Linked DNA regions of Homo sapiens: region 2 is linked to region 1. Evidence: chromatin loops called from intact Hi-C (ENCODE). Cell type or tissue: GM12878. All regions are shown on one strand. Each heading gives the region's core, and the rest is flanking DNA. Links, peaks and the distances in the headings are about the cores only.

What was found. Peaks named below come from ENCODE experiments on the same cell type or tissue, not always from the same donor. Only the 100,000 strongest peaks of a DNase experiment are listed, where the experiment ranks them.
Region 2: a loop joins it to region 1, with 2.1 times the contacts of the local background. A loop is called at or near these places in 1 of 110 quality-filtered maps.

The regions. Positions count from the first base shown.
Region 1 is chr13:40,905,086-40,915,675 of GRCh38, forward strand. It overlaps the pseudogene TPTE2P5 and the pseudogene SUGT1P3. Among named protein-coding and RNA genes, the nearest start is that of MIR621, 100 kb to the left of the region's middle. RefSeq lists an enhancer at 6,397-7,104. In GM12878, for the core only: no CTCF peak of the experiment used is centred there; a DNase peak (open chromatin) is centred at 5,566.
Region 2 is chr13:40,810,562-40,821,151 of GRCh38, forward strand. It overlaps SLC25A15 (solute carrier family 25 member 15), which reads left to right. Exons shown (of 7, transcript NM_014252.4): 7 at 1-1,899. It overlaps MIR621 (microRNA 621), which reads left to right and starts at 205; the gene lies at 205-300. It also overlaps the pseudogene TPTE2P5. In GM12878, for the core only: a CTCF peak has its summit at 3,824 (motif pointing left); no DNase peak of the experiment used is centred there.

The DNA.
Region 1 (10,590 bases), core at 4,552-7,051:
GATAAGATTTCATCTCTTTTCTCACTTTCTATTGTCCCAAGAGCTAGTTCATAAATCTGCCTCATAATTAACCAGCTCTGTTATTGACAATCTTTAAATAAATAAATAGGCAGATCCTTTTTAGCTAGATGCAAAAAACTACTTCACTTTGCACTTCCTGCTCCAACCCTCTGAACCTGTCTCCTTTCTGAAGGCCCAGTTACCATTCTCCATGACACAGACCAACCTGATCCTATTCCACAATAGGAAATTTCACATGTCCTTAGAACTTCAAGTTAATAAATAGTAACACAGTATGCTACATGACTTTGTATAAAGAAGGAGTACTGGCCAAGCGCCGTGGTCCACACCTGTAATCCCAGCGCTTTGGGAGGCCAAGGCAAGTGGATCACTTTAGGTCAGGAGTTTGAGACCAGCCTGGCCAACAATGGTGAAATCCCATCTCTGCTAAAAATATATAAATCAGCCGGGCATGGTGGTGGGCTCCTGTAGCCCCAGCTACTCAGAAGGCTGAGGCAGGAGAATTTCTTGATCCCAGGAGGTAGAGGTTGCAGTGAGCTGGGGTTGCACCACTGTACTCCAGCCTGGACAACAGAGCAAGACTCTGTCTCAAAAATAAATAAATAAATAAAACACAAAAAAGGAGTAGTAATGGAAAAAGCCTACCTATACCATTTATTCTCATTAACTGATTTATCATTATACCTTCATATAATTTTACAGCTGAAAGGACTCCAGAGCTCATTTGGTCCACGGACTTCCTTTCAAAGGTACTGAAAATTTAGTCATAGTCATTTTGTGCCTAGACTAAATTCACGGGGCAAGCAAAGATCCAGAGTCAGATTTCTTGGTTTTCAGTTCACTACTTTTCTTACTAAACTATTATCTACATTTTTTTTTTAATTGAGGCAGAGTCTCACTCTGTTACCCAGGCTGGAGTGCACTGGCATGATCTCGGCTCACTGCAACCTCTGTCTCCCGGGCTCAAGTGATTCTTCTGCTTCAGCCTCCCGAGTAGCTGGGATTACAGGTACACACCACCACGCCCAGCTAATTCTTATATTTTTAGTAGAGATGGGGTTTCACCATGTTGGGTAGGCTGGTCTCTAACTCCTGACCTCAGGTGATCCACCCAACTCGGTCTCCCAAAGTGCTGGGATTACAGGCATGAGCCACTGTGCCTGGCTATTATCTACATATTTTGAGTGATAGTTAAATATTATCTGAATATTAATTCTATTGTATATCTTTTATTTCATTTTGAAAATATAAAGGAATCTAAAACTTACTTAAACTGTAATTTAAATTATTCATTGTTCCCTCATAATAAAGTAACATAAAATTCAGCTTAATTAAAAAACAAAACAAAAAAAGCAGATTTGTCTTTATAGTAGTTTGTACTTTTTTTTTTTTTTTGAGATGGAGTCTTGCTCTGTTGCCCAGACTAGAGTGCAGTGGCATGATTTTAGATCACTGCAACCTCCACTTCCCAGGCTTCAGGGATTCTCCCACCTCAACTTCCTGAGTAGCTGGGATTACAGGCACCCACCACCACACCTGGCTAATTTTTGTATTTTTAGTAGAGACAGGGTTTTCACTATATTGGCCAGGCTGGTCTTGAACTCCTGACCTCAACTGATCCACCTGTGTCAGCCTCCCAAAGTGTTGGGATTACAGGTGTAAGTCACTGCACCCAGCCTAAAAAGTGTTTTAAAGAAATAGAATATATATTAGCAGGCTTGGTGGGGTGACATGCACCTGTAGTCCCAGCTACTTGGGAGGCTGAGGTAGGAAGACTGCTTGAGTCCAGGAGTTTGAGGCTGCAGTGAGCTATGATGGCACCACTGCACTCTAGCCTGTGTAACAAAGCAAGACCATGTCTTAAAAAAAAAAATTAAAAGTTACTTTTATTCAATTCTACCATAATTTTTAATAATTGAACAGACTCAAAGGTCTTCATGTCCAAAACAATAAACATTACACTGAATTAGGGATAAACATTTCCAATTTTCCTTAACTTTTGTCTTAGCCTATCATAAAAAGCCCTACAAGTGACTCAAACTGTTGGACCTAAATAAATGTAATTTATTTAGGTTTTAGTAAGGAACAGATAAATAATCATTTTGTTCATACTAAAACATACCAAATCAATTTTAACCACACAATTCATTGAAATAGCCCAATAAGTTTCATGACTAGAAACTTCTATATTTATCAAAAAATGATTTTATTTCACTTCCTAGAGGAACCAGTACTTAAATGGAATTGCTTAATATTTAACTGACAGAGAGCTCTTCCTGAGTCCTGATTTGGTACTTGAAATTTAATATAAGTAAATAAAAACATGAAGAATGAAAACTCTGGACTTAACATCTCAGATTCTGGGCCTACTAAAACATAAAAAGGAAGCATTTTCAGGTAACAATACATTTATAGGCAAAGGTATTTATATGATTTTTATTGCACAAACATACTGATTAAGCAAGCCAATTCTCCATACCTTTCAACTAAAGAAAAGTGGTTTCATTTTGCCTCCTGCATTCATTTTAGACTCCTTAGTGATTTCTTTTTTTGTGCCGGAGTCTCATTCTGTCACCCAGGCTGGAGTGCAGTGGCATGATCTCGGCTCACTGCAACCTCCGCCTCCTGGGTTCAAGCCATTCTCCTGCCTCAGCCTCCCATGTACCTGGGACTACAGGCATGCACCACCACGCCCACCTATTTTTTTAGTAGAGATGGGGTTTCACCATGTTGGCCAGGATGGTCTTGATCTCCTGACCTCGTGATCCGCCCACCTTAGCCTCCCAAAGTGCTGGGATTACAGGTGTGAGCCACCATGCCCAGCCTAGACTCCTTAGTAATTTCTTACTGATATGCCATACAAGCAAATCCACCCAAATCTCCTTTTCAACATAAGAAGCTAGGCAAAACCAGTGTATTTTTGGAAGTCTATATTTAAGGAAACATGTATTATTTAAAATAAATTATAAAGGTAAAAACAAATTTGCTTAAACCAAAAAATTTCAAGTGCTTACTTCTTTTTAAATTGAAATACCATGGGAGACCTACATACCATTCTGAGCTTCTTGACACCTTTTAATTCAGTCACTGAAATTAAAATCTGCACCTAGAAAGAAAAAAACTATCACATCACTCATCTGCACAACCTATTAATCAACAAATAATTATTAAATACCTACTGCATCCCAGGCACTGTTCTTGGCACTGGGGAGTCAGCAGTGAATAAAACCTGTCTTAACAGAACTTAATTGCAAACTCTGTTATAGCTATGAATATACCAACAGTTTAACATTTAGTTGTTCATCCTGAAACATTTTGATTTTTTTAAATTAATTTTAACTATAGTCAACCTTACTAATTTCACAGATATAAATAATGCAAATTTCCCTCAACCCCTTTGCCCTTAGAGAAGCTTCCTCATACACACAACAAAGTCAGAACTAAATCAGACTCCCAATATGCCATTAGTTAGGTTGGGGAGGAGGCTTGGTAACTGAGAGCTGAGTTGAGGTCCCTAAGCCTTTCCCAGCCCCAGCTTGCTCTTCAATGCAGCTACCTATTCAGTCTACTATTCTCTCAGTGGCTTTATCTGTTACCATGCCTTTCCTACCAACACCGAGAAGCATCTTTAAATTCTGTGAAGTTTTGTCATATCTCCAAGTTACAGGGCAGTTGAGAGGCTACAGGTGATAAATTTTATGCTTACAGATAATAGTGTAAATGTATCCATAAACAAATTTTTCATTTCTGGGGACACAGAACAATGACTACATTTAAACACAGTGCATAGTAAAATATGTAACTGCAGGCAAGAGCAATCTGGAAATTTTAAATTAAAAATTTCTTAAAACAAAATTTTCTAATTTACTAATTTATAAAAGAAATATAACTACATGGGCCTTAATAAAAAATGTAAATACACTCTCACACACACCATATTCTAGAGAAGAACTATTACATCAAAATCCTAGCTTTGAATAACTTATTATTTTAAATAATCAGTAACTAAAACCAAGCAATCTATCACACAGAGAGGGGAAAAGGTAATATTCTGAGTTATAAATGTTTTACCCTGTCTGATAAAAATAGAAGCATAAAAGTTTAACTTAAATTTTTCCTGGATTTAAATTTATAGATAAATTTGTTTTTCAGTGAAATATCCTTAATAGCAATTTTACCAAGGAGGCCTTCTTCTGAAGGCCACCTCTGAAATAATTAGAGAATAAATGTCAATGGCATGATATTAAGATATTATTCGGGTGGGCACAGTGGCTCATGTCTGTAATCTCAGCACTTTGGAAGGCTGAGGCGGGCGGATCACAAGGTCAGGAGTTCAAGACCAGCCTGACCAATGTGGTGAAACCCTGTCTCTACTAAAGATATAAAAAATTAGCCGGGTGTGGTGGCATGCACCTGTAATCCCAGCTACTTGGGAGGCTGAGGCAGGAGAATCACTTGAACCCAGGAGGCAGAGGTTGCAGTGAGCTGAGATCGCACCATTGCACTCCAGGCTGGGCGAGACTCCGTGGAAAGAAATAAAGAAAAAAGAAAGAGAAAGGGAAGGAAGGAAGGAGAGAGAAAGAGAGAGAGAGAGAAAGAGAGAAAGACAAGAAAGAAAGAAAGGAAGGAAGGAAGGAAGGAAGGAAGGAAGGAAGGAAGGAAGAAAAGAAAGAAAGAAAGAAAGAAAAAGAAATTATTCATTCAAGAAAAGCATTTAGGGGCCAGATGCAGTGGCTCCTGTCTGTAATGCCAGCATTTTGGGAGGCCAAGGCAGTAGGATCACTTGAGGCCAGGAGTTCAGAGACCAGTCTGGGTAATGTAGCAAGACCTCATCTCTACAAAAAAATATTTAACGAATTAGCTCAGTGTGGTGACACATGCCTGTAGTCCCAGCTACTCAGGAGGCAGAGGCAGAAGGATGGCTTGAGCCCTGGAATTCAAGGCTGCAGTGAACTATGATGGTGCCATTGCACTCAAGCCTGGGTGACAGAGCAAGACTCTGTGCCCCCAGCCCCCAAAAAAAGAAAAAAAAGAAAGGAATTTAGGCAGGAAACTTTTCTATTGCTCTTAAAAGTAGTAGGGCCTAGACATGCAGAGGATGAGGCCAGGCACAATGGCTCACGCCTGTAACTCCAACACTTTGGGAGGCCGAGGCAGGCAGATCGCTTGAGCCCAGGAGTTCAAGACCAGGCTTTACAACATGGCAAAACCCTGTCTCTGCAAAAAAAAAAAAAAAAAAAAAAAAGCAAAAATTAGTCAGATGTGGTGGCACGTGCCTGTAGCCCCAGTTACTTGGGAGGCTGGGGTGGGTGGATCACCTGAACCCAGGAGGAGGAGGTTGCAATGACCCAAGTTCGCACTATTGTACTCCAGCCTGGGCAAGAGTGACACCTTGTCTCAAAAAAAAGAAAAAGAAAAAAGAAAATGTAGAGAATGGTATGACTCATGTTTTTTCAGGGTTTTCAAATATGTATCAAGGCACTAGATAACCTGACTCTAGAATTTGCTAAGAGTGTAGATATGCTGTCTTGCTGACTGAATAGCCCTATTATTCACATGCCAAAACTGAAACTGGGATAAGCAAATTTGAGAATAAGTCCTATCACCCAGACCTTTCCTTTCCTAATTTGTAGCTTCCATTTGTGTAATGAGGCCTAAAATCCTTTTTTGAACAGGTATACAGCAGAAAAGCAAACCTTTAAAGCAGTACAGAGTAAGAATTTAACAGATAATATGTAAGAGCAGAGTTTCTTAACTCAGCACTACTGACACTTTGAACTAGATACTTCTCTGTTGGGCAGCACTGTCCTGGGCATTATAGGATATTTAGTAGCACCCCTGGTTTATATTCATTACATGTCAGTAGCTCATCCCCTATCCAACATTCATGATAACCAAAAATCTTTCAAACATTGCCTAAAGTTTCCTGGGAAACAAAATTGTTTCCAGTTAAGAACCACTGCTTTAGAGAATTGTGATAAAATTCTATCATAACATAAAGATAAAATAATAGTACAAGTAGGATTATGTAGTCTACAATTTTCTGGGATTACTCACAACCTCTATCTTAGTATTTTTCCAATTTTAAAATTCTTGCTCTCACAATTTCTATATATGTCTAGATATCTACACTGCTGTGATAATCTTCATATATTCCCCTAAAAAATATAACATTAAAAACTCACAATACTCTCAAAACTCTGTGTTTCTTCTGTACCCTCTCATAATTTATCAAACTATACACTTCACTTCTCTATAAGTGTTAAGATTTCCCATCTCAGCATTCTGAATAACTTAAAATGAACAGACTTCTGACCAAGAAAGCAAATTAAATTTTCATTTCTCCATTAGAAAAAAACAAAGCCAGACTAAATAGAGAGAGCATGTTAAGTGTTTCCATATGGCTTTTTACTTCTAATGGTAAGTTTATCTGTGGTTTAAATGCTAAAAGGCTGATTTAACCAATTTTAAGTGATCCCATATCTGCAATCAATATGAAGTGTAATTAAGATGAGAAAAATAGGTATTGGGTTTCTGTAATTAACTTGAGATTAACATTAACAAAATTCAGCTTTGGTATTTCAGACAGAAATGGATAAGTTTATAAAACTACAATTTAATTCTTACTATCTAATTTTTGTCCTTCTATAAAAGTTTCTAGAGAAGCAGCATAGTTTTTTTTAATGGTATTCACATATCCTGCATGAACATATTTAAAACAAATTAACACACACACAAGATCTGGAAAATAGCCTTCTTTCTAAATAAAAACATTTAGTATTTTCTATTGTTGAAAGAAAAAATTTATTTTAAGCATATGTTAGTAAGCCAAGAGACTTTCTAAAATACTGTTAACATCTAGTATAATTTCCAGTAAAATTCAATTTTAGAACTTACTTCAGAAGGAATTTCACTTTAATTATACATACTTGCTTATTCCAAAATATAATTATACAAAGGAATTAAAGCAGTTTCTTACTTAAAGAATAAAGTTACACTTATCAACAGAAACAAGATGGGATATAAAGCACATAGATACAGAGCTTTCATAGCATTAAATGTAGCCTATTCAGCTTGGTTGAATAATAGGATGTTCACCAGTCAGTTAAATAGAGTAAATTCCAAATGATAAACAAAAAAGGAATGTGAAATGCATCAGTTTCATCTATACCCTGCAGTTATTTCAATCATCACTATTTTAAAATATATTAAGTATAGATCTCCTATCACATATTATGGTTAACAAAATAATAGAACTATAACTTTATATTTAAAATTGAATCATATCTCTGCTATAATATGTATAAATAATTTTACTACTTATAAAGCTTACAATGAACTCATTCAACAAATTAAACATCTATTATTTACAGTCCAAGCTCAACAAAAAGAGTAGCTATTGCATACCCTTTTCTCAGCACAGCAGTGGAATTATTTGGATTGAGTTCACGAGACTTCTTTACATCAGCAACAGCAACTATGTAGAAAAAGATGGGTTTTTGGCCAGGCATGGTGGCTCATGCCTGTAATCCCAGCACTTTGGGAGGCCAAGGCAGGTGGATCACGAGGTCAGCAGATCGAGACTAGTCTGGCTAACATGGTGAAACCCCGTCTCTACTAAAAAAAAAATACAAAAAATTAGCCGGGCATGGTGGCACGCGCCTGTAGTCCCAGCTACTCAGGAGGCTGAGGCAGGAGAATTACTTGAACCTGGGAGGCAGAGGTTGCAGTGAGCCAAGATTGTGCCACTGCACTCCAGTCTGGGTGACAGAGCAAGACTCCGTCTCAAAAAAAAAAAAAAGAAAGAAAGAAAAAGATGGGTTTTTCATCAGTTATTTACAGATTCTAGCAAATACAAACAGAATATGGATCAGTTTTAGATTTCTAAGTTTTCAAGTTGGTAGAAATGCCAGATGGTTTTAAATTTGGAAAAGCTAATCCAAGACAGAATTCAAATAAATGTTACTCTTGTACCTTCCTTTTGGCTGAACATTTAGCTTCCTTCCTAAAGCTCTTCAGTCAATGAATACAACTGTGTCACAAAATTCATCTCCTTTTCTCATTAGCATCATCTATGTAATTTGGCCAGGTGCAGTGGCTCACACCTGTAATCCCAGCACTCTGGGAGGCCAAGGTGGGCAGATCACCTGTGGTCAGGAGTTTGAGACCAGCCTGGCCAACATGGTGAAACCCCGTCTCTGCTAAAAATACAGAATTAGCCGGGCATGGTGGCATGTGCTTGTAGTCCCAGCTACCTGGGAGGCTGAGGCAGGAGAATCGCTTGAACCTGGAAGGCAGAGAGTGCAGTGAGCTGAGATCATGCCACTGCACTCCAGCCTAGGCAACAAGAGCAAAAATTCGTCTAAAAAAAAAAGTCTTCAGTTTTTCCCTATCCAGATTCTTCATCAGAATAATTTTTAAAGTTACACAATACAGAAATACATTTTTTTTTTAGTATAGATAGGGTCTTGCTCTGTTGTCCAGGCTGGACTCGAACTCCTGGGTTCATATGATCCTCCTGCTTTGGCCTCCCAAAGTGCTGGGATTATAGGAGTGAGCCACCATGCCTGGCCACATTCTTTTTTATAAAAAAAAAAATACAAAGAAGAGCATTTCATTTTAATACTCTGTCAAATAGTAAATATGATACTAATTCTTTATCAGCCTACCCAATAACTACGAATGAAATCTATATACATTATCCACCCACTGAGGAAAAAGAGACATCCATAAAATTTAAATAGGTGTTGTTCAACATGTCTGTCACACTTGAGCTACTTTACCTTGTATGAAAGACCAATTTAAAAATCCTCAAAGACAACCTTTATTTTATTTGATTAATTGGCCATGGGTAAAATGTATAAGTAACTTATTAAAAAGGGACAATATACTTTATAAGAAAAACTACCACAGTAATTCCCAAGAAGAATGTGACAATAAGCTCTTTGACAATAATATTGTGTATCATCTGGTTTCTGTTCCAAAGCCTTAGTCAGCTCCTACAAAAACAAACATGTTGGGTGTCAGTAAAAGTTTTTAAAAAGCCATCAAATTCTAATTAAAACATAATTTTTAAACAAATAACTTATCAGAAACTATTTGGAGGAAAGATAACAGGGATGTAATCTTGGAGTGTTTCCTCATAAGAGGATCTCCCCTTCTCCTGCCCTTCCTCCCAAAAGTAGACAATCTAATATAGCATCTCTGTACTGTAAAGCATTTAGGGGCTGAGCACAGTGGCTCACACCTGTAACCCCAGCACTTTGGGAGGCTGAGGCAGGTGGATCACCTGAGGTCAGGAGTTCAAGACCAGCCTGGCCAACATGGTGAAACCCTGTCTCTACTAAAAATACAAAAATTAGCCAGGCATGGTGGCGCACGCCTGCAATCCCAGCTACTTGGGAGGCTAAGGCAGGAGAATCGCTTGAACCTGGGAGGCGGAGGTTGCAGTGAGCCGAGAACATGCCACTGCACTCCAGCCTGGGTGATAAGAGTGATACTCCATCTCAAAAAAACAACAACAAAAATAGCATTTAGTTCCTGGCCTATGGAACTCAATAAATGGTAATTATTATCACCTCACATATTCTGAAGAGTTTAATTGATACATATTGACCATTACAGATTTTGTCCTTCTAATTTGGAGAAGATTCAGACATCATATAGAATTTGAGTTTCCTAGAAAATGTGAAGCTGTCCAATAGCTGTCCAATAAAAAAAGACTAAAAGTTAAATCTAGAGCTCAGGGAGGTTAAGACAATCAATACATACACCATCAAGCTTACCTGGCCCTCTCTTAACCTCTATCAATAACACACAACTCTAATAAAATGCAATTAAACATTCTGTTCAAAGCCCAGATACAATCTAATAGATGGCTATAGTAACTGATCAAGAGTTAACATTAGACAGATTAAAACTTTTTCACCCTGTGCAGTCACAACATATAGGTGTGGCAGCTATAAAAATAATGATGTAAGAGATTACACAATTAGGGAGATCAAGGACAAGTGCAGGAACACTTTTATTTTCTGCCAACTGCCTACAAACTCTAGGGATTTGGTAGTTTTCTTAAATGGTAAAATTATTTCAATAGCCACATGTGTCACTGACTTTGCTTTAACCTAGTAGCATAATTATCACAAAGCAATGAATACAGATGCCCTTCAACTCACCTGGGGTCACATTCAATCAACAGAAAGAAAGTGTGGCTCAAACTAAGACAGCAAAGAAACTAAGATGCTACTTCAAGGGCCTCACATTGTACCTTGCAGGCTGTCATAAGAAATTTGGATCTTAGGTGTGATGGAAAGCCATGGAAAGTTCATTGTTAGTAGGAGAGTGACATGGTCCAGTTTACCCTTTTTAAATGTCTTTCTGGTTGCTGTATGGTGAATACATTATAACAAATCAGGACTGGAAACAGAGACTTCTTAGGAAACTTCTACATTAAGTCTAGGCTAGAAAAGGATGTTAGCCACAGAGGTGATGAGAAATACAATGAGCTGGAATATATTAGAACCAGCAAGACTTGCCAATGTGGGATAAGATAAATTGAAGATTACTCCA
Region 2 (10,590 bases), core at 2,846-5,345, 96 kb before region 1:
ACACTTGAGTAAAAGCTTCAGAGTAGGTATCCTAGATTTCCCCAAGATGCTCTACTCTTAAAATAGTGCCATTCATTTTCTAGGTGGGATCATATTCCACGCTGACTATATTGCTAGGGGTGGCCCAGAGGGTCAGGCCTTTGGGAAATAGCATGGCCTTTACCAGCTTCCCTTCTCTCCCAAAGAACTTCCCTTCTTGGGCTTTAGATTGAGGAAGGGGCTGAGTGGTAGGCGGTGCTGCTGTGCTCTGATGAAGACCCATGTGGCTAGCAACAGCGCTTACCTTTTGTCTCTGGGTCCTGGCCTGGGGCCATCAATCCACTTTGGGCCACTCACTGTCTGCTCTGCCTCCACCAATCAGAAACCCTTCCAAGGAACAGTGAGAGCCAAAGCCAAGAGAAGCCTTCTTCCCTGTTTGGTGATTGTGTGACAGTGGGTGAACCTCTCTCAGAGAGAACTAGAAAGAACTCAGTGCTTGTACTCCACAGTGAGTAATGTCAGGTCTGACCCATCCTGAAGCCTGTCTTGCCATGCTTTTACAGTGTTGGAGGCTTCTACATTTGGTACTTGCAGTCAGTAAGTCTTAATGATGACTGTATATGTGATATGAGTTTATAAAGCAATGGAACATAAGAAAAGCAATTGTAGGCCAGGCGCAGTGGCTCACGCCTATAATCCCAGCACTTTGGGAGGCTGAGGCGGGCGGGTCACAAGGTCAGGAGTTCGAGAACAGCCTGACCAACATGGTGAAACCCCATCTCTACTAAAAATACAAAAATTAGCTGGGCGTGGTGGCACGTGCCTGTAATCCCAGCTACTCAGGAGGCTGAGGCAGGAGAATCGCTTGAACCCGGGAGGCAGAGGTTGCAGTGAACTGAGATTGTGCCACTGCACTCCAGACTGGGTGACACAGCGAGACTTCATCTCAAAAAAAAAAAGAAAAGAAAAGCAATTGTACTTCACTATGCCATATGTATGTATTCACTGACCAAAAATTCACTGACCAACCAACCAAACTCCACACTTCATCTGATCCCCCATAGACTTGGGGATGGACAGCTGTTCTTTGGCCATATGGTATAAGAGGATCATTCTTGTCACTACTTAAGTTAGCCTCATCATTTTGTGCTGCTCCAACACCAGCAGGGTATCTCCCAATAAAGTGTTCCTAAGCAGCCTGTATACTGAGTGCAAGCAGGCTATCAATTTTAATAATAGTCCATACCATGTATGTGTTTCTGTCAGCAGAATGTACATGTTGTACAAAACCTCCAGGTTCCTTAAGCTTTTTGCTGTCCATGAATCCTCTGTGGCAACTGTAATCACAGAGCCAGAAGCCAGAGGGCCAGGGATATGAGAGGCTGACAAACATCAGGGGACATCTGGGGAGGAGATCCCTGTCATGTCTCTTGTGCCATGGAGCTATTATGGCTGGTCTTCCATTTGCTTTTTCTTTAAGTGAAAACCATTTTTCTACTTTGCTTTTCTCTCCATACTTAAATGGTCAGTAGCTACTGAGTGGTGCTTTATCTGAATAGGCCTGGATCGAAGTAAAATAGAAATGGGACTGGCTTTCCACAGGAAGTAAACTGCTTCAGAGCCCACAGTCCCCTGCTCAGTGTCCGGAAAGAAGTCAGTCATCCCTGTTGGCAGTAAATCTTCCCACAGGCCGTCCATTAGAGATTTAACTAGATATGTTCAATAGAAAGAGTCTGAGGCAAGTGGAAATGAGGAACGGAAACTTAGGTTGGGAGAATATTTTTTTTTTATTCATTCTGTTTGCTTAATTCAGAGTACAGTTTGTGCTATTTCATATCTGTACTCCAGGCAGAAATATAACTTGAAAATACTGTGTCTAAAGAAATTTCAGTGTTCTATCATTAAATTATTTACTTAATATTTGAGTCTGATGAATTTCATTGAAGTTCTTTACATCCATGTTGGGAAACAACTGTCAGGAATGTTAAAGAGTTATGTATAGTAGTGTTTCAAGGCAGTGGTTTTATTGCAACAAGCATTGTTTTCTGTCAGCAAGACACCTCATGTAAAATAATTTCACCATAGGTAAGGTGACAAAAATATTTCTATGCTCTGAAGTTATGGAACTTGGCTCACTAGAATTACTTTCTCCCTCCACCTCTTTCCCTCTATTTTAAAAAATAGTTAAACTGTCTGCTTTTAAGTTTTGGATGATTCCATTCCAAGTTACTAAATTCTACTTAAGAAAACAAGTATCTGAAGTGCCAAGATGGCTGACTAGAAGCAGCTAGTGTGCGCAGCCTTCACAAGAGGAGACAGAGTGGTGAGTGAACACAAGCTCTTCAGGTTGATCATCCAGCAGGCTGTGTTGGGATTCATCAGGGAAGCTGTGGTGAGTCATGGAGAGCATAGGGGAGTAAGGAAGGACAGCTGTCCACCTGGGATTGGTGCAGAGCAAGGGGAGGCTCCCTACAGCAGGGAAAGTGTGAGTGAGTGAAGGCTCCTGGGGACTCACACTTCTGCCATGGACCTTGGCAATCCCCAGGCACAGGAGATCCTCCATGACTCCACCTGCCCTCCCCCCCCCCCCCCCCCACCCACACACACACACACCCTGGGGTTCTAGACTGACACAGAGAGCTGCTTGGAGTCTGGGCAGAGCCACTGCTCAAGCCAATGTGGATCCCTGAGCTGCTATGGCCCCGGCTGCCATAGTCCGGCCAACAAGGTAGGCCAGGCTCTCTCGTGTGCCCCTAGGATAGGGGCCATATCCATGGTGCTGAGGAGCGGACAGATTGCAGGCCTCACTTCCACTGCACCTTGCCAGGCAAGGCCCACTGGCCTGGGCCTCCATCGCAGCCATGCTACCCACTACCTGAGCACTCCAGCTAGTCACAGCCCTCATTTCTCTGGGATGGAGCTCCCAGAAGTAACCAACAGGCCCTCTGCCCTGCCGTAGCCTGTGCCCCTGCTGCCCTCAGGCTGGAGAGGGAGCAAAAAGCCCAATAGCGGTCATGGGCCTCCAGCCTGCTATAGCTGACATATGGAAAGGCAGCCCAGACTGTTTTCCACGAGTCCCTGGCCCTGCTGCTCACTGGGCAGGGTGCCTCCTGGCTTGGGCCCCCAGCACAGCTCCTGCCTGATCAGTTGGTGGTGGCTCTGTGTTTCTCTGGGATGGAGGTCCCAGAAACAACTGACAGGCCTCTGCCATTGCTGCCACCACAGTACCTGCCCTTGCTTCCCCCAGGCTAGGGAGGGAACAAAGGGCCTGATTACTTTGTCAGCATTCTACAGAGAGGAGGCCAGACTGTCTTCCGGGTTGAGTTGCCTGACCTCCCTGCTCTTCAGGCAGGGCCCCCAGCTTGGGCCCAGCAGCACAGCTGCCCCAACCCTAAGCTGAGGAGGGAACAAAAAGCCTGAGCTTGCACTGGGGCTGCAGTGTGGCAGCTTGGAAGTGCCAAGGCGAGATCTGTAGCAGGCACTAGAGCAGGAGAGGAGCCCACACTCTCAGAGTACTGAGAGTGCTGAGTTACATGAACCTGTGGGCTACCACAGCAGTGGGCATGCCTCCCTATGCAGGGCCAGCTGTCTGGAAAAGGGATGGCCTATCTCCCTACCTCAGCCTCTGCCTGAGGGAGTGCACCTGACAAAAGAAACACGGGCACAGTGCCATTGGTTGGAAGGGGCTCCCCCAGGGCCCAGGAGCGGACCTGATGAGGTGGTCACCTCTCTTCCCACCGCACCACAGAGCACAGCCAGAAACACCAGGAAATCCAAAGGAGCAAAGTGGCTAAGATCTGTCTACCGACCATTACTCCTAAGCGCCATCTACTGGAATTCAGTAGATGTAGCAAACTACAAAAATAGTTTGCTAATATACCTTCCTGTAAAACCAAGGTAAGAATTCAACCACAAATGCACAGAGCCTTGGCCCTCAGAAAACATGAAGAAATTCAGCCAACTGACTGTACTCAACTTACACCACAGTTAAAAGAATACCAACCCTCAGATGAGAAAGAATCAGCACAAGAACTCTGGCAATTCAAAGAGCCAGAGTGTCCCCTTACCTCCAAATGAGTCCACTAGCTCCCTAGCAGTGGTTCTTAACCAGTTGGAAATGGCTGAAATGACAGATGTAGAATACAGGATCTGGATGCCAAGGAGGCTCATCAATATTCAGAAGAAAGCTGAAAACTAATCCAAGGATTCCAGTAAAGTGATCCAAGAGCTGAAAGATGAAATAGCCATTTTAAGAAAGAACCAAACTGAACTTCGATAGCTGAAAAATTCACTATAAGAATTTTATAATACAATTGGAAGTATTAACAGCAGAACAGACCAAGCTGAGGAAAGAATCTCAGCGCTCTTCTAAACAACTCAGACAAAAATAAAAAAAGAATTTAAAAAAATGAGCAAAACTTCTGAGAAATAGTGGATTATGTAAAGAGACCAAGTCTATGACTCATTGGCATTCCTGAGAGAAAAGAAGAGAGAATAAACAACTTGGAAAATATATTTGAGGATACAGTTTATGTAACTTTCTCTAATCTTGTTAGAAAGGTTGACATGCAAATCCAGGAAATACAGAGAACCCAAGATAGGTACTATATAAGATGGTCATCTTCAAGGCACATAGTCATCAGATTCACCAAGGTCAATGGAAAAGGAAAAAATCTTAAAAGAAGCAGAAGAGAAGAGCCAGGTTATGTACATGGGGAAGCCCATCAGGCTAGCAGCAGACTTTTCAGCAGAAACCTTACAAGCCAGAAGAGATTGGGGAATCTGCTTTCAGTCTCCTTAAAGAAAATAAATTCCAATTAAGAATTTCATATCCCACCAAAAAGCTTCATAAGTGATGAAGAAATAAAATGCTCAGAGAAACAAACACTGAGGGAATTCATTTCAACTAGACCAGCCTTATAAGAGATCCTTTAGAAAGTGCTAAACGTGGAATTGAAAGAACCTGCTACCACAAAAACACATTTAAGCACATAGCTCATAGGCAACACAGAGCAACCACACAAACAAGTCGATAAAACAACCAGCTAACAACATGATGACAGGATGAAAATCACATGTCAGTACTAACCCTGAATGTAAATGGGCTAAACTCCCCACTTAAAAGGCAAAAAGTGACAGGCTGGATCAAAAGACAAGACTCAATCATCTGCTGTCTTCAAGAAACCCACCTCACTCCTAATGACATCCACAGGCTGAAAGTAAAGGGATGAAGAAAGATCTATCATGCAAATGGAAAACAAAAAAGAGCAGGAGTCACTATTCTTATGTTAGATGAAACATTTTTAACCAATAAAAATTAAGGACAAAGAAGGGCATTATAGAATGTTAAAGGACACAGTCCAATCAGAAGACCTAGCCTAAATATGTACACACCCAATACTGGAGCACCCAAATTCATAAAACAAGTTTTTCTCGGCCTACAAAAAGATTTAGAGAACCACACAATAATAGCAGGAGACTTCAACACCCCACGGACAGCAATAGACAGATCACTGAGGTAGAAAACTAACAAACTCTGTACTTACACTTGACAGTTGACCAATTGGACTTGATAGGCACCTACAGAACACTTTATCCAATAAACACAGAAGATAACATTCTCATGTGCACACAGAACATATTCTAAGATCAACCATGTTTGGCCATAAAGCAAGCCTCATTAAATTCAAAAAGTTTGATATGACACCAACCACACACACTGACCACAGTGCGACAAAAATAGAAATCAGTATCAAGAAGATCTTTCAAAAATACATAAATACATGGAAATTAAATAATTTGCTTCTGAATAACTCCTGGGGTGAACATTTAAATTAAGGCAGAAATAAAAAAATTCAAATTAATGAAAGTAGGGACACAACATATCAGAATCTCTGGGATACAGCTAAAGCAGTGTTAAGAGGAAAGTTTATAGCACTAAATGCCTTCATCAAGAAGTTAGAAATATCTCAAATTAACATCCCTACTTTGCATTTAAGGGAACTAGAAAAAAAAGAATAAATGAACCCCAAAGCTGGCAGAAGAGAAATTAGAGAACCACTAAATGAAGTGCTTTTTGAGGTGCTGTTTTGTTTTTGAGTCTAGATGCAAAAATCTACACAAAAGATCAATGAAACCAATAATTAGTTTTTCAAAAAATAAGATTGATAGGCTGATAGCTAAACAAAGAGCCAAATAAGTACAGTCATAAATAACAAATATGACATTACAATCAATCCCACAGAAATACAAAAGATCCTCAGAGAACAGTATAAACAACTCTATGTACACAGATTAGATCATCTAGAGGAAATGGATAGGCCAGGCATGGTGGCTCACGCCTGCAATCCTAGCACTTTGGGAGCCCTAGGTGGGTGGATCACGAGGCCAGGGGTTCAAGACCCGCCTGGCCAACATAGTGAAACCCCGTCTCTACTAAAAATATGAAAAATTAGCTGGGCGTGGTGGCGGGCGCCTGTAATACCAGCTACTTGGGAGGCTGAGGCAGAATCACTTTTACCCAGGAGGCAAAGGTTGCAGTGAGCTGAGATCACGCCACTGCACTCCAGCCTGGGTGACAGTGTGAGACTCCATCTCGAAAAAAAAAAAAAAAAAGTAAATGGATAAATTCCTGGAAACATAAAATCTCCCAAGATTGAATCAGAAAGAGATTGAAACCTTGAATAGACAAATATTGATTTCTGAAATCAAATCATTAATAAAAAATCTACCAACAAGGAAAAGCCCTGGACCAGATGGAGCCACAGCTGAATTCTACCAGATGTACAAAGAACTGGTACTGGTTCTAGTGAAACTATTCCAAAGAATTGAGGATGAGGGGCGCCTCCCTAACTCATTCTATGAAGCCATCATCAGCCTAATACCAAAATCTGGCAGAGACACACACAAAAAGAAAACTTCAGGCCAATTACTCTGATGAACATAGACACAAAAATTCTATATAAAATACTAGGAAACAGAATCCAGCAGCACATCAATAAGTTAATACACCGCAATCAAGAAGGCTTCAGTCCAAGGATGCAAGGCTGGTTCAACATACGCAAATCAATAAATGTGATTCACCACATAAACAGAACTAAAAGCAAAAACCATATGATCATCTCGATAGATGCAGAAACAGCTTTTGATAAAATCCAATATCCCTTCACATTAAACACCTCAACAGATTAGGTATCAAAGGAACATACCTCAAAATAATAAGAGCCATCTATGACAAACCCACAGCCACCAAACTACTGCATGGGCAAAAGCTGGAACCAATCCCATGAGACATGGAACAAGGCAATCATGCCCTCTCTCCCCAATCCTATTCAGCATAGTACTGGAAGTCCTACCCAGAGCACTCAGGCAGGAGAAAGAAAGAAAGGCATCCAAATAGGAAAAAGAAAGAGTCTAACTATCTCTCTTTGCTGATGATATGATTCTATATCCAGAAAACCCTGAAGACTCTGCCAAAAGGCTACTAGAACTGATAAACAACTTTAGCAGAGTTTCAGGATAAAAAATCAATGTACAAAAACAGCATTTCTGTACACCAATAATGTCCAGGTTGAAAGTCAGATCAAGAACAGAATCCCATTTACAATAGCCGTAAAGAAAATGTAATACCTAGGAGTACAGCTAACAAAGGATGTGAAGGATCTCTACAAGAACCACAAAACACTGCTGAAAGAAATCAGAGATAACACAATTAAATAGAAAAACATTCCATGCTCATGGATTGGAAGAATCAGTATCATTCAAATGGCCATACTACCCAAAGCAGTTTACAGATTCAGTGCTATTTCTATCAAACTACCAATGCCATTCTTCACAGAATTAGCAAAATGTATTCTAAAATTCATATGAAACCAAAAGAGAGCCTGAATAGCCAAAGTAGATCTGAGCAAAAAGGGCAAAGCCAGAGGCTTCAAACTAAAATGCTATAGTAGCCAAAACAGCATGGTACTGGTACAAAAGCAGACACACAGACCAATGGAACAGAATAGAAAACCCAGAATAAAGCCTTACACTTACAACCATATGATCTTTGACAAGGCTGACAAAAACAAGCAATGGGGGAAGGACTCCCTATTCAATAAATGGTGCTGGAGTAACTGGCTAGCTATATGCAGAATAATGATACTGGACCCATACCTTTCATCATATACAAAAATTAACTGGAGATAGATTAAAGATTTAAATTTAAGACCTCAAATGATAAAAATCCTAGAAGAAAACCTCAAAAATACCCTTCTTGACATTGGCCTTGGCAAAGAATTTTTAACTAAGTCCCCAAAAGCAATTGCAATAAAAACAAAGATTGACAAGTGGGACCTAAAAAAACTTAAAGAGTTTCTGCACAGCAAGAGCAATGATTGACAGAGTAAACAGACAACCTACGGAACAGGAGAAAACATTTGCAAACTATGCATCAAAGGTCTAATATCCAGAATCTATAAGGAATTTACAGAAAATCAACACGCAGAAACCAAATAACCCCATTAAAAAATGGGGAAAGTACCTGAACACACACTTCCGAAAAGAAGACATGCAAGTGACCAATGAACATATGAAAAAATGCTTCACATCACTAATGGTCAGAGAAGCGCAAATCAAAACCACAATGAGATACCCTCTCACCTAGTCAGAATGGCTATTAATAAAAAGTCAAAAACGACAGATGCTGGCAAGGCTGCAGAGAAAAGGGAATGTTTATACACTGTTGGTGGGCATGTAAATTAGTTCAGCCACTGTGGAAAGCAGTCTGGAGATTTCTCAAATAACTTAAAACAGAGCTACTATTTGACCCAGTAATCCCATTATTGGGTATATGCCCAATGGAAAAAAGATCATTCTACCAAAAGACACGCACAATGTGCTATTTACAATAGCAAAGATATGGGAGCTGTGCTATTCACAATAGCAAAGATATGGAATCAACCTAGGTGCCCATCAGTGGTGGGCTGGATAGAGAAAATGGTACATACAAACGATGGAATTCTATGCAGCCATAAAAATGTGTGAAATCATGTCTTTTGCAGCAACACAGATGGAGCTGGAGGCCATTATCCTAAGCAAATTAATAAAGGGACAGAAAACCAAATACCACGTGTTCTCACTTATGAGAGCTAAACAACAGGTACTCTTGGACATAAAGATGTGAACAACAGACATTGTGGACTACTAGAGGGGGATGGAGGGAGAGGGGTGCAGGTTGAAAAACTACCTATTGGGTACTATGCTTACTACCAGGGTGCAATATACTGATGTGACAAACTTGCACACATACCCCCATATTTAAAATTGAAGTTAGTTTTAAAACATGAGTATCATTCTGATATAAGTTTCTTGAGTTGTTCAAATAATCATTCATTTTGCATTCTGAGAAAGCAATGCCCAAAGAGGTCTTAAACAAGTTTTCTTTGAATAAGCAAAAGCAGAATAGTGTAACAACTCATAATTTCCAGAAATTTTGGTGGGTCTTGGAGGTTTGGGGAAGAGAAACATTAATGGTAACCTCCTTATTTCAAAAAGTGAAATTCTTAAAATGAAAAAGGGGGTTTCCTTCCTTCCTGTATTGCTAGTATTGAAAAAGACAGATCTTACTCTTCCCTGAGCCAGCTAAGTATTTTCCTCCCTATTCACCTAAACCCAGGACATAATCTGCCCTCTGTAGATTACTGCTGTGTGAATTTTAAACGAAATAGTCCTATGTTGTGCCTATACATGTTTCTGTAATATGGATGGCAGGGTATAATATTAATAATCATAACATGAAGGGAATTTGAAAGCATGTTGTATGATCTTTTTTTCAAAGGGGGAACCAGATTAGCGGTAGTAAAAAACAAAAGCCTTTAGTTGGGCTGCTGCACAGGCAGTTGGAACCTTTTTTGGAATATTTAGAGGAGAAAAAATCACCTGCAGCTAGGCTGCTCACCAGCCTCATGGAGCTCTTCGCTCCTGGCAGGTTGCTGCCTTCCATGCCCACCATGGCTCGGGGCTCTACTCTCATCTGTGCCACTCTGGTACCCGCAGCTCTTACATAAAGTATTCTATTTCCACTCAAAAATAAAAAAGCTCCTATGGCAACCTCCAGACATTGAGCTGCTGATGTGGGTGGTCCGAGTGGTTAGTGTGTTGGTTACAAAGTTGTTATGCTGGAGTGGTTTGTCTTGAACTCTCAAACCCTATATTTTCATGAACCGCTTCTTTTTTTAGTGTTTTCTGTAGAGTGCAAGGTTTTTCAGGAATAGTATATCGTGTTTTAGCAGTTACCCTTGTCTTATTAGTTGCTACCTTTCATTTCCTGATGAATTCATCTTGGTTTAGATTGTTGAGAGCCTTGCCAATAAAAGGAAAATCATTCGAATAAGAATAATTTCTATGAAGCCAAAATATAACATTTTTCAAGGACAATCATGGCCTGAAGATACAGTGGCAATGAAGGTACTTTGAATAAAGTAACACCCACGGGCTGGGCATGGTGGTTCATGCCTGTAACCCCAACACTTTGGGAGGCTGAGGCAGGCAGATTGCTTGAGTTCAGGAATTCGAGACCAACCTGGGCAACATGTCAAAACTTCATCTCTAAAAATACAAAAAAATTAT